2 separate regions of the Homo sapiens genome follow, and region 1 is linked to region 2. A link is a contact called in ENCODE Hi-C or POLR2A ChIA-PET data. All regions are on one chromosome and are shown on one strand. Each heading gives the region's core, a stretch centred on a gene start or an enhancer-like site at or near the end of the contact. The rest is flanking DNA. Distances are from core to core; before and after follow the strand shown. Region 1 overlaps TNIK (TRAF2 and NCK interacting kinase). Region 2 holds the start of PHC3 (polyhomeotic homolog 3).

What was found. A loop is a pair of places that touch in the nucleus more often than their neighbours do. ChIA-PET counts read pairs that join two places held with the same protein, here RNA polymerase II (POLR2A). Pooled maps may share reads with other maps.
Region 1: a map of naive thymus-derived CD4-positive, alpha-beta T cell shows a loop between it and region 2 (4-fold over the local background). The contact joins the enhancer-like site here to the promoter of PHC3 in region 2. A Hi-C loop is called at or near these places in 1 of 168 maps with a recorded cell type or tissue (naive thymus-derived CD4-positive, alpha-beta T cell), 1 of 37 single-sample maps with no recorded cell type and 4 of 50 pooled maps. POLR2A ChIA-PET finds 5 or more read pairs at or near these places in 1 of 52 experiments (GM12878).

What each region holds. Positions count from the first base shown.
Region 1 is chr3:171,251,187-171,258,204 of GRCh38, reverse strand. The region is part of intron 2 of TNIK (TRAF2 and NCK interacting kinase); the gene reads left to right. Among named protein-coding and RNA genes, the nearest start is that of MIR569, 150 kb to the right of the region's middle. RefSeq lists enhancers at 1,177-1,226, 2,368-2,417. Within about 2 kb of position 2,809, at least 6 of the 41 ENCODE cell types and tissues checked have a DNase peak (open chromatin) inside an H3K27ac peak, as active enhancers do; they include GM12878, where a contact is called at or near this core.
Region 2 is chr3:170,177,707-170,184,169 of GRCh38, reverse strand. It overlaps PHC3 (polyhomeotic homolog 3), which reads left to right and starts at 2,437. Exons shown (of 15, transcript NM_024947.4): 1 at 2,437-2,468; 2 at 5,232-5,397. The coding sequence starts at 2,455. RefSeq lists silencers at 2,283-2,422, 2,893-2,972.

The DNA of each region.
Region 1 (7,018 bases), core at 1,560-4,059, 1.1 Mb before region 2:
ACAGAGATATTAGGAGTTATGGCCACAAAGCCTTGGTACAGCTATATTTTACTGCCCACGTGTCTTCCCAGAGATGACACATACGCTTTTCATTTTGCTGTCATTATTCTTCATGAGATCGCAGGGCATCCATCATCACTGTGGTGGAAAAATGAAGATGAGGGACAAAAGCACCAGTCTCTAAGCACAAGATGATGTGTTTGTCTGTAGTGGCTAGGGACAATCTCCAAATGCAGGAACCATAAAAGGCTCTGTGACTTGTACCTCAGGAATGAGATTCATCAGCAATGAAATCAGAATCTCAACAGCAGTTTGATATTGAGGGATTTTGAGAAGCTGTGTCTCTGTCCGCATGTGTGGAATTCCATCCCCACGGGCAGTGTAATGCCATCAGAATCTGAGCTGGGATGAAAAAGTAGCCTGCTCTCCAGAAAGTCACATCAAGTGTGGCTTAGTTTATGGCAAAGATGAATGGGGTGTTGATGTCCCAAGAGAAGGGGATCTTGGCGGACAGTGCTTTTGGCTCTTTGTTGCTGGTGGGAACCCCAGCTAGGCTTTGAAAGTGGCATGGGTTCTCAAGTACCTGACATGTTCTTCATGCTTTTATTGACGTTAGAATGTTGTTTTCCATTCTGAGAAGCCAGATCACAAGGACAGAGTGCTGTGATGAGCATAAATACTATCAAACAAGGTCTACAGCAACAGCAATAGTTATTATGTCATGAACATCTGCTTTGTATTTCACAAAGACTCTGTCCCAGTTCCTATCTGAGATGGGGAGATGTTATTCTCAGATGAGGTGACTGAAGCTGAGAGTGGTTAAAGTGTCAGGGTCACATGTCTGGTAGGGTTAGAGCTGAAATTTGGACTCCTGTAATGCTAAGTAAATTTGCATGCTGCCATGATGGCCAGTTACATGGAATCATTTAAACCTCTTTTTACATTAAGCCTGTGGAAAATGAATTCCCAGTTCTAGAGTACCGCCTGCCCTGGTTCTACAGCATGGTTCCTTGCTTCTTCTAAGTCTCTAGGACCTTGGCAGAGTAGCATACAGTGGTGAGCAGTCTTCTTTTGAGATGAAATGGGCCCAGGGCTGCCTCCTTCATGACTTCATTGTTCCTCTCTCGGCCTGTTTCTGTGCAGCCGCTTGTCATGTCAGTTCCACTTTAAAACCAGAGTAAACAGTTCTTAATAGGTGCTTTTTAAGTTTAAAGAAAGATGGAAAGGATGTTCAGACCTAGGGAAGTAGACCTGTCTCTCAGCAGGTGAGTTATTCTGCTCCTGATGTTTTTATACCAAACTGAAAATATACAGTCACACACTCACCCCTGGGGAAGTGCAGAGGACTCTCTTCATGGGGGGCCAGTGTTACTCTTCTGTCCTGAGTGAGCATTCAGTTTATTTTGATCCCTGGCCTCAAACTCAAATACCCTACTGCAGTCAAAAAGAAACTCCCAAGTCAGAATGGGGATGGTCAGAATTCATCCATTCCTGCCAGTGGTAATAAATGGCTTCTCTTTTGGGTCAGTAGGAAGTAAATTGGATGACTCCTCAGCTAGTCACCCTTTGTAAAGTTCTTTCTGACCTTGAAGCTTAGAGGAAATTGGCTGGAGGGCAAAACAGTATTTCCTAAAGTGTTTATGAAGTAGCTCCCCATGATTCTTCATGGCCAGCACTCTGTCCTTTGTATCTGTGGCTTTGTTTTTTAGTGTTCATGAAGTATTGGAGAAAAGAGTTCCCCAGGCATCTCGTTTGGTTAAGAAGATTGCATCTCCCCATTGGGACATCCTGGCTATTTCCCAGCAAAATGCTCTGCCTCCCTCGACTGTACCACATAAGCTAATTAACCTCTTTATCGATTCTCTTTCTCCTTATTTTAATTTCAGCTGGTATTTCTCTAGGCCCTGGGCCTTGGGAATTGTAGACTCATTTGTTGAACTTCTGGCAGTGTGAAAATTTCTAATAGTTTGCTTTCTGTTCCCATGCATAGTGAAGTAGGCATCAAAGAAAATAATTGATGAAAAAAAACAAGGCTTGGAAAAACCCCGAAACAACAGCCATGCTCAAAAGAGGGAAGAGGACCATTGGGTACTTATTTTTTTTTTCCTTGTTGGGAGCTGTTTTCCTTCTTTTCCCTCTGTGTGGCAAAGTAGTAAATGGTCGTCTTATTAGCTGCTCAGAATACTTTATTCTATAATTCTATATGTTTCTGTGGTTCTATACAACTGCCTTCCTTTGAGTTCCTCCTGGAGAACTAGACCCCTTCCCCCATCACCACTAAGCCATACCCACAATCAATATAAATCCAAGGAGATGGGATGAATTTCAAAACCATAGAGGGCCTAGAAAGTAGAGAAACTGTTGTGGCATTTACGGCTCTTCAATGTCCTTCCAAACAGAAGAATGTTTCTGAAACACTGAGCAGCAGCCACACCTGGGGTCTCTAAAGGCACTCCAGGATATGAACCATGACACCTGATAATGTGCAACAAAATGAGCTTTGTTCTTTTGGGCCTGTGGCACAAAACATTCCTTTGCCCGTGTTCAGGCACCTCAGCTTGAATTCATTTTGTTTACTGACTAATCAGACAACTTTGTATTTATTCTCTGCTGCTTTTGAAGAGGTGGTATAGTGGATAAGTACTTAGGCTACCTTTTTTGGAAATTTGCCTCTGCAAGATGCTTTAAAATCTGTTGATGAGCAGGTGATGTCTAGGTAGTGAATAGAAAAATCGCTTTAGCTTATATCCGGAGTTTGCAAAACAGGAAACTTTCAAAATGATTTGTAGTTTGATTCTGAAACCATCTTAGCTCTAGCTAAGATGGTTGTAACCAGACAGCATTTGTCACCCAGGGAGCTTTAGAAAAATCTACTGTTTCCTCATGGGGAGTAGAGGGATAGATTTTCAAGAATCTTTTTGGTTCATTTGAATGTGGGATTTTCCATAACCTAAAGTAATGATTAATAGTTTCTCTGCTCATATCAGGTTTTGTTGGCCAGATGTTTCTTTCAAGAACTTCAATCCTTTATTGTCTAAATTGAATCAGCATCAGATAAAACATATTGCAACCTCAAAGTCCATTGCAATCCAGCAAAATAAGATGTGGTTATGAACCAAAATTAGAGGAAGAGGCTAGGATGGCACTGAAAATTCTAAGTGATTTTCAGATATGTTAAAAATGGCTTTCTCAAAATTTTGAATCTTTGGAAAAGCCATATGATTAATCTACATGCTAAATCCCTTTTTATTTTACTTCTCAGAACACAATTCCCAAAGCCATTACCATACTCCAAATTATAACGTTTATCTTGCTTATTCAAAAACTGTGAAAAATCAGATCATATTTTCTGAAAATAGCTTTTCTGTACTTATATTTTGCATATCACTTCTGATTATGAAATTGAATTAAAGGAACGAGTCGCTATTGTGTTATCTGCCCACAGATTATTGCAAAATGATAGATAAATGCTGTACTACTAGGATTTCCATTTAGCCCTTATATGTTAGCTGTAAAGGGAGGGATAGACACATGTATCTGTATTAGTAGTTGGGAGTCTTCATCCAGTAATGGAAATTGGATCAGTAATGATCATTGTTTTCTGCCCCAAAGAGAGGCTTATAGGATTATTAATATGAATACTACAAAACATCTGGGTGATGCTTGTATCTAACAGTTTATCTTGGTGATGTATATCCAGAAACTGAATTTACAGTTGCAGGCAGGAAATCTGGGTTTATATTTGAGACTCTGCTTTATATGGGGAAGGGTGAGCAAATATTAAAACTCTAAAAACTGCATTCTCCACTGCTCTAGGTAAAGCCTAAAATTCTGTAAATTAGTTGATCATTCCTTCATCTTGTAGCAGCCTGATAGAGGAAGAGTGTGGTGTGGTCTTTGGGGTCCGAAGAATTTGGAGAATGGTCCTTAAGAAAATCAAATTATCTTTTTAAGACTATTTGGGGTTTTATTCTGTAAAATGTCTTTAGTAATAGACACGCTACATTAAGATCAATATAAATGAGGTATGGAAGGTCTTTGTTCTGTTGTTCCACAAGTACTGGAAGTTACTATTTTCTTGCTAAAATAAACATTCTTAAGAAAAAAGGAAATTTAATATTAATCATTTGCACTTTGGGATGAATTAAGAATTTAAGAGCAGATATTAAAAACACTAAATGTAAAGAGGGCTTTAAATGGCTGGTTGTCTGAGTCATGTCCAGAAAAATGGATCCTGAAAGACACACTTCATAATTTTGCTAGTTGTGTGTTTTTATTTAAACTCTTGAAGGACAGCTAGTTACATTCTTTGTTTTATTGATTTCTCTGGAAGTTTTAATATGTAGAATAAAGACATTTCCTGCTGTTTTCCAACCTTCAAGAATGAATTTTTAACTTAATTTTGTGAGTTTTGCTCTTTAAGGGAAAGAGTGGCTAGATTTGTTTGATCAGAGTTTCCCTTGGGGAGGGTAGAGAAACGGTGATCTGTTCAGAGAGGATTCGGGAGAAGGTAATATGTTTGTTACTTCAATTTATTGTAGGGTCTTGATGGTCCATGCAGCCTAAACTTCCTAGCCGTGACATTTGAGATAACTGGGGGTGGGGTGGGGGGGGGACCTGTCTTCTGATTTCTTTTCTTTTTTTTTTCAGGCAGATCTATGAGAAAGGAGGTGAATTCAGCAATTTGGTCACAAGCTTAAAGGGAGGGTTGGGAGGCAGAGGAGCAAGTTGAGACCTCATCACAGGTTTTGCTTTTAGCTGGATTTATCAGACAACCATATGTGAGAGTGAAAGAATTAAGCCAGAGTGAGGGGTGCCTGAAATCAGAGACCTTTCGCACCTCACTGAGGCTGCAAGAGGGACAGCTTTGAAGTCATGGTTTAATATTCCCAGATACTTTAGTTATTTCTTTTTTTTTTTTTTGAGACAGTCTTGCTTTGTTGCCCAGGCTGGAGTGCAGTGGTGTGATCTCGGCTCACTGCAAGTTCCGCCTCCTGGGTTCACGCCATTCTCCTGCCTCAACCTCCCAAGCAGCTGGGACTATAGGCACCTGCCACCACGCCCGGCTAATTTTTTTTTTTTTGGTACCTTTAGTAAAGACGAGGTTTCACCGTGTTGGCCAGGATGGTCTCGAACTCCTGACCTCGTGATCCACTCGCCTCGGCCTCCCAAAGGGCTGGAATTACAGGCACGAGCCACTGTGCCCGGCCCTAGTTATTTCTTAAAGTTGACTAAGAGTGGTTTCCTTCGGCCCCAAAAAACTATGCATTCTAAAACATGAAATGCTTCTCTACACCCCTACTCCATTTAAATTTTCTGAAGTGCCCATTTTTCCTGTCTTACATGGTGAAATCCTAGCTGTTTATTTTTATGTTCTTCAAGATTTAGATGGTGTCACCAGGAACCGAGTGCTCTCCCCATTCCACTACCCCATGATTTTCTTACAAAACCCAGATTAAGTTTCTCCCAGATAAACAGATAAAACTAACCTAGCTGATTTCTTATATCAAAGTTAACATTGTGAATGTCAAAGAACCAATGCTATGCAATGATGTAAAATATCGCTCTAATTTAATTCCCACTGGTAGGCCACATGTTTGCTTCAGTATTTTACCTTCTAAGCTGGGAGAACAATGCAGAGATAGCACAGCTATATTTTAATATGCATGTTACCCACCTTGAATTAACATAAGGCAGCTTCCTAATGCTATAAAATGGAAATTTATGACACTTTCAGATATAATGTCGTGCACACGATATGAGTTTTTGGGGTGGTTTTGTTTATTCCTCTCTTCTCCTCCCCTCATTTTTAATTACATCTGCCTATATAAGTGCACAGTTAATTTTCATCGGCTGCCCATATAGCTTGAGTTTTCTACTTCTTGTGTTCGGAACACTTATCTATAGTTAAGTTTTGAGGCTTAAAAGTCAGTCATTTATTTAGCACCTACTGTATGCCCAACAGGTTGTAACTAACTGGTGAACATAGGTAAAATGGAGGCATTTTCTCACCCACAAACTGCTTGCAATGAAGATGTATTTATAGGGGAGGGGAAACAATGGCTGAAGGTAACATAGGAGATTGTTTTGGCTGTTAAGTAAAGAGATATGACACACACACACGCACACACACACACACACGCATACCAGATTTTATCTATGCAAATGAACATTTACCTTAGAGAATTGCACGTATTTCCTTCAAAAATGTTGCAATTGCCCTATAAATTTGGGAGCTACTTTCTTTTGGTGATGAAATACACAAACCACAAAATTTCTTTTTGGTCTGTTATCATATTTACTTTCTAACAGTTTTATCCAACTCAATCTTTCACCTTCCTTACCCGTTTAGAATGATATTAAATGTAAAAAATTAAATATACTTTTTAACAAAGATGAGCCATATTATTTTTCTATATTCAAAGGGATGTGATGTAGGTAATTTCAGAATGATTTAAACATCAATGGTATTAGTGCCTAGAGACAACATTCATTTTGAGTACAAGTTTTGCTAGTTTTGCTAAATAAAATTGGGTACATTATTTATATTAAGTATCAAATAGTGTATGTGTGGAATACAGGTTCTTGATAATTAGGCCCCAACTAAGTGCACATAGTCTGTGGGTCTAAGTTAGATGAAAAATGTCCTAATAAGGAGCACCTTGCAATGGCCCTTGCTCTGTGCTTCAGCCCCAGCCAACTTGCCCAGGACAGAGGAACTCATCCCAAGACTGTGGCAGGAAGGTTGATAACTATTATGGCAGTACCTGTTTCTTACTTCTGGGCCTAGCTATCAGTTCATATCATCCAAGATCATTACCCAAACATGTAGACATCATCTCAGGCCTCTAACAACACAAGTAGCCAGCCTCATTTTAGAACACACCAGAGGACTCTTGACATTCTAAATTGTCATCTTTTAATGGACTCATCCCTTCTTCCTTCTTTAGGAAGTTCTCATATCTGTGTCCCGGTCTCTGTTGTCTGTTCCTGCTGTTCTCTGCTGTCTGTATCTGCT
Region 2 (6,463 bases), core at 1,188-3,687:
GCCTCAGCCTCCGGAGTAGCTGGGATTACAGGCACACGCCACTACCGCCCGGCTAATTTTTGTATTTTTTGTAGAGATGGGGTTTCACCATATTGGCCAGGCTGGTCTTGAACTCCTGACGTTTGGTGATCCACCCGCCTTGGCCTCCCAAAGTGCTGGGATTACAGGCATGAGCCACCGCGCCCGGCCGATTCTTGGAAGTTTAATAAAAGGCCGGGTGCAATGGCTCACGCCTGTAATCCTAGCACTTTGAGAGGCTGAGGCCAGTGGATCACCTGATGTCAGGAGTGCAAGACCAGCCTGGCCAACATGGTGAAACCCCGTCTCTACCAAAAATATAGAAAAAGTTTGCTGGGTGTGGTGGCACGTGCCCGTAATCCCAGCTACTCGGAAGGCCGAGGCAGGAGAATCGCTTGAATCCGGGAGGCGGAGGTTGTGGTGAGCCGAGATCTCATCATTGCACTCCAACCCGGGCGACAGAGTAATACTCCGTCTCAATTTAAAAAAAAAAAGTTTAATAACAATGATATATGAGCAAGTCAGAATGAAAGAAAAAGCAGTAATATTTTAAAGCATCTACAAGGACTTTTTATTTTCTTTTGAGATGGAGTCTCAGTCTCTTTCCCAGGCTGTAATGAAGTGGCACTGTCTCCCTGCAACCTCCATCTCCCAGGTTCAGGCGATTCTCCTGCCTCAGCCTCTGGAGTAGCTGGGATTATAGGCAGGTGCCACTACACCCGGCTAATTCTTGTATTTTTAGTAGAGACAGGGTTTCACCATGTTGGCCAGGCTGGTCTTGAACTCCTGACCTCAGGTTATCCGCCTTCCTCGGCCCCCCAAATTGCTGGTATAACAGGAGTGAGCCTCTGTGCCTGGTCTACAGGGACTTTTAAAAGGAGACTTTCTCAATGAATTCTAGAAGTAGTAGTAGATAGTACTGCTATTAGGTAGACAAGGTAAAAAAAAAAGATGTTATCAGATGGGAAAAGTGGGCAAAGGGACAATTTAAGCTCACATAGATGGGAAGTGTTCTTTTCCCTTCCTTAGGCACATCCTGGCATATAGGATTTCTAAGACTAAGTATACTTTTCATCAGACCATATTACACTTCCGGATGGATTTATATCAATACTTCATTCTCAGTTCTTGAAATTATTGTGACTCCATCACCTCACAAAATGCAAAAAGAGACATTGTTTATGGTTCGTATGCTTTTTTTTTCCTGTAAAGGGAGGTAAAGATTTATTATACACCTTGAACTTTAAACTTTCCAAAGCACTTAATAGATCTGTTTCAGAACACTTTTTCCTCAGCCTCCTGAGTAGCTGGGATGACAGGTGCGCGCCACGACATCCGGATAATTTTTGTATTTTTTGTAGAGATGGGATTTCCCCATGTTGCCCAGGGTGGTCTCAAACTCCCGGGCTCAAGCAATCCTCCCAACTTCACTTCCCAAAGTGCTGGTATTATGAGGGTGAGCCATCGTCCCGGTCTTCAGAACACATTATATTGTATGCAAATGTCTATAAAACCCGCTCCGCTACTTCTTGGAAGACAAGGACTCATCTTTATTATTTCATATTTATATTTAAATGTGTTATTTTACTTATCTTTATATGTTTGTCTCACACACCTGAGTTGTTGGCATTTAGCAGACTACACTAGCAAACTGGTGGCTGTTCCTGCTTGTTCCTTGTGGTGTTCAAGTTTGCAATTCCTACTAAGCGCTCAGCAAATTCATACTGAAGACATGAATGATATGCCTAGGGTAGTCAGGATGATTCCTTAACCACTCATTCACTGGCATCTGAACACTATCTTTCAGCTGGAGAGAGGTACTGCTGGTTGGGACCCTCAAGCCCCAAAGCTCCCAGGCAACAAGCCCTGCAGCCAGCCCTGAATTTCCTTTCTCCCTGAGACCTCAGCCTCTAATCCTCGTGGGTATTTTCTTTGAAACCACTCTGCAGTTTGCATAGGCTTTGGTATATTTTAGATATTCTTCAAAATTATTATTATTATTATTATTATTGTTGGGCTTTTTTTTGGTAGAGTCAGGGTCTCACTTTATTGTCAAGGCTGGTCCTGAACTCCTCGCTTCAAGAGATCCTCCTCAACCTCCCAGAGTGCTGGGATTACAGGTGAGCCACCGCGCCCATATTCTTTAAATTTTAAATTTAACAATCTAAGATAACTTTTTATATCTTTATTACAGATATCTCCCCAAGAGGAAGATCCTGGAGGAGAGAAAGAGAGGGGTTTGGAGAGGAGACACTGGTTATCTTAGTGGGGGAAATCTGGTCACTTTCCAGAAAGAGCAATTCCTATGGTGGGCGGGGGCGATTGGAAGCTGAGGACGCCACGTGACCTCTGGCTCCGGGGGCTGAGCCGACCCCGCCTCTCCGCCCGCCGCCGGGGGGCGCATGCGCAGCCCATGTTAGTGATGGAGGAGAGAAGATGGCGGAAGCGGAGTGAGTGACTAGATGGTGACTGATGTCGTAACTAGGGGGGGCGAGTTGGGGCAGCGACACGTTCCCCCAGGGGAAAGCTCAGGGCTCTTTTGCGGGCAGTGTGGGGAAAGAGAGACTCGAGACCCGTCCTATCGTGGAGGAGCCGGCTAGGCCCGTGTCGCGGGGCGAAGACGAACTCTAGGGTCCAGTTACCCTCCAGGCAGGAGCGCCCCTTCCGCCATCAGGTCCCGGATCTGCGCGGCCCTGCGCGCAGGGTCACCCTTGGGACTCCGGGAGCTGGGGTTTTCCGGGGAACGAGCCCGGGTGGGCTCCTCAGGCGCTGTCATTCCTGCAAGTGGGCCCCGCGGGCAGCCTTGTTACGGCTGCCTGCGCAGGGGCCCGCGGAGGCTGGGTAGGGCAGGGCGGGCACTGCCAGGCCTCCTTCGCCTTCTTCTCCTTCCCGCCCCGGCGCCACCCCACTCCTCCTCAGCGGGAGAATCCGACACGCGGGGCTGCCCGCTTCCCTCGTGCCGGAGGCATCCCGGCGTGGGCCTGAGAGCGGCGGGGGCTGCTTGCAGGTCTGGTGAGGCTGAAAACACCCTGAAAGAAAGGTCTTTCCCTCGATTCTCTGGGTGCAGCGTTGCTGCCTCACACGCGGGCCACATTCTTGTGTGTCGGTGTGACGGTATGTTTAGTTAACGACTCCAGAACTTACTGTTTCCTGGGTAGGCCTCTTGTGCACCAGAACTGCTGGCTGTATTTTGCAGGTATTAGTATGCCTAGACGGTGGAGTTACCAAAGTTGTTCTTTTGTGCCAGGCCTCGAAATGCAGTGCGATGGTTTGGCCAGTTCCGCTCAACCGATGTTTAGACTTATGCCGAGAATTTGGATTCTCTGTGACCATTTTTGGTTAGGAGTTAGAACTGTTTACCATACTGTTTGGATTGGAGGGCATAGTTGAGCAGATTAACACTTTTAAAAAACCAGAACTTAAGCTGGCCTTTTGCATGTCACTGGTACACGATACGGTAGTAGTATGACAGGCAGCAGTTCGGTAAAAAGTTTACCTTACCTACCACTAATACTGTATAATGTTGAACAGTTACCATATGATGCTGTGATTTGATTGGAAGGCAGTTTGGAAAAAAAAAAAAAAAACAGAAGCATAAAAATGTATGAATTATTTACTAATCCAAAAAGTAAGTGAGGAGTCAGCTTTCTTCCTGACGGTTTTCCTTTCACTTTTCCTCTTATTTTCTTTTTCTTTCTTTGTGACAGCGTCTCTCACTCTTATCTCCCAGGCTGGAGTGCAGTGGCACGATCATAGCTCACTGCAGCCTGGCCCTCTTGGGCTCAAGCGATTTCCCCACCTTAGCCTCTCAAGTTGCTGGGACCACAGTCCTGTGCCACCAGGCCTGGCTAATTTTTTATTTTTCATTTGTAGAGACAGGGTTTCCCTATGTTGCCCAGGCTGGCTTTGAACGCCTAAGCTCAAGCAGTCCTCCCCCTGAGTGGTAGGATGACAGGTGTGAACCGCCACTCAAGGCCCCCACTTTTCCTTTTTTTTTTTTTTTGTTCGGTTTTTTTTTACATTTGGTTCCTCAGAGAATATAAATACTGTTTACATACGTAATATAGAACAAAGAAAATTTGTACTTAAAAAAGCAACGCTATGGTAATAGTGTATGTGTACCAATTAGTGCCAGATTCATTTGTTTTTTCATGGAATAGAAAGTGTTCTTACATTTTTATCAGTGCTGCTAATGTGGGGTGGGTGGGATTTAGTTTCTCAGAAGAAAAGACCGATAAGAAAAGGGAGATAAAACCAGTATAATCTCTTGTGTGCTTTTCACCTTCGAGGTACATTTCTGGCCCGACAAAAACTACTGCTCTTCTGGTTTCTAACAATATGGAGGTCCTTAGAATTGACTTAAAGTGTTTGAATTTATTCAAATACAGATTCTGTATTTAGTGGAATTTTGTACCACAACAAGTAAGATTATAGTATTGGAGGGAAGAAAGTCTGGTATAAAAGTGTACTTTACTGTCCATACATGAGGAAGTGACATAATTTATGTTTTCAAAATCTGGAGTAATTCTTTGTGAAAAAGATTTTGTAAGGGTATGGGAAGTTGCTGTTTGCTGCTTCTCTGTGTTCTCACAGCAATCTGCTAATAAGTATAACTCAGCTATTAGAAGTAGTAAGGACAGCGTTGTAGACTGATTAGGGGAAAAGCCAGTGTGAGTTAAAAAAATTACTTTTTAACATTTTTTAAAAAGAACTTATTTTTAAGCAAAGTTTATATGGTAAACTAAACTAAGCTAGTTAACATGAGTCCCTAGGCATTCTGTTCTAATGTATAGGTAAGAATGACTTTAGTTTGTAATTAGTGTGGTCAAAAGAATGTAAAGAAATGTTTTAAAATACTCTGATACTGCTTAAATTTTTATTTTCCTAGGTAGTTTAGTATTCTCTCATTACCTGTTTTGGTTTAAAAAAAATCTTTCGGTAATGCAAAGATAAACTTTTGGCTATGCGTTATCTGAGTTACGTATTCTGAATCATTTGAATTCAAATGTAGTAGGTATTAACTATTAAATATGCTCCATATATGTGAAGTATTTTTCCCTTCTAAGTGCTTATAGTGACTGTGTGTTGGCTGTCTTTTATGAGAGCCTTCCTAGCAGTTTAGATTACTGCTGATTATTTCTTTGGAATGAATATTCTTTAAAGCTCATAAGATAATGCTTTTACCAATACAAACACTTTGTGTGACCTGCCAGATTTAAGGACCATAGTACAGCTATGGATACTGAACCAAACCCGGGAACATCTTCTGTGTCAACAACAACCAGCAGTACCACCACCACCACCATCACCACTTCCTCCTCTCGAATGCAGCAGCCACAGATCTCTGTCTACAGTGGTTCAGACCGACATGCTGTACAGGTATTTCAGCTGTAGTGATGGGTAGTCTAAGACTTAAGATGTCATATTACTTTTTGCTTAAGCTGGATTTATGTATTGTTTCATATTCTCAAATGTACAGTTAGAATTACTAATGTTTCAATCAACTGTCTCAATCCATTTTGTGTGGCTATAGCAGAATACCAAGACTGTGTAATTGTAAAGAAAAGAAACTTATTTCTTACATTTCTGGAAGCTGGGAAGTCTAATATGAAGGAGCTGGCATCTCACGAGGGCCGTCTTATTGCCTCATTCCGTGGTGGAAGACTAGAGAGCAAGATACCAAATTTGCAGCCTCAAGCCCTTTTAAAATTTCCTTTAGTCGGCCGGGCGCGGTGGCTCACGCCTGTAATCCCAGCACTTTGGGAGGCCGAGGCGGGCGGATCACGAGGTCAGGAGATCGAGACCACGGTGAAACCCCGTCTCTACTAAAAATACAAAAAATTAGCCGGGCGCAGTGGCGGGCGCCTGTAGTCCCAGCTACTCGGGAGGCTGAGGCAGGAGAATGGCGTGAACCCGGAAGGCGGAGCTTGCAGTGAGCGGAGATCGCGCCACAGCACTCCCGCCTGAGCGACAGAACGAGACTCCGTCTCAAAAAAAAAAAAAAAAAAAAATTTTCCTTTAGTCTATTCATGTGGGCGGAGTCCTTATGGCCTAATCACCCTTCAGGGGTCCTACCTCTTAACACTGTTGCATTGGAGATTAAGTTTCCAACACATACTTAATTGGGGGACACATTTAACCACAGCAACAGCCAACAAAGTTAATTAATAATCATACTATTGGCTAGGCGTGGTGGCTCACGCCTGTAATCCCAACACTGTGGGAGACCAAGGCAGGGAGATAGCTTGAGCTTAGGAGTTGGAGACTGGCTGGGACAACATGTTGAAACCCCATCTCTACAAAAAATACAAAAATCAGCAGGGCATGGTGGCATGTGCCAGTGGTCCCAGCTACTCAGGAGGCTGAGGTGGGAGGATTGCTTGAGCCCAGGAGGTCAAGGCTGCAATGAGCTGTGATCGCACCACTGTACTCCAGTCTAGGTGAC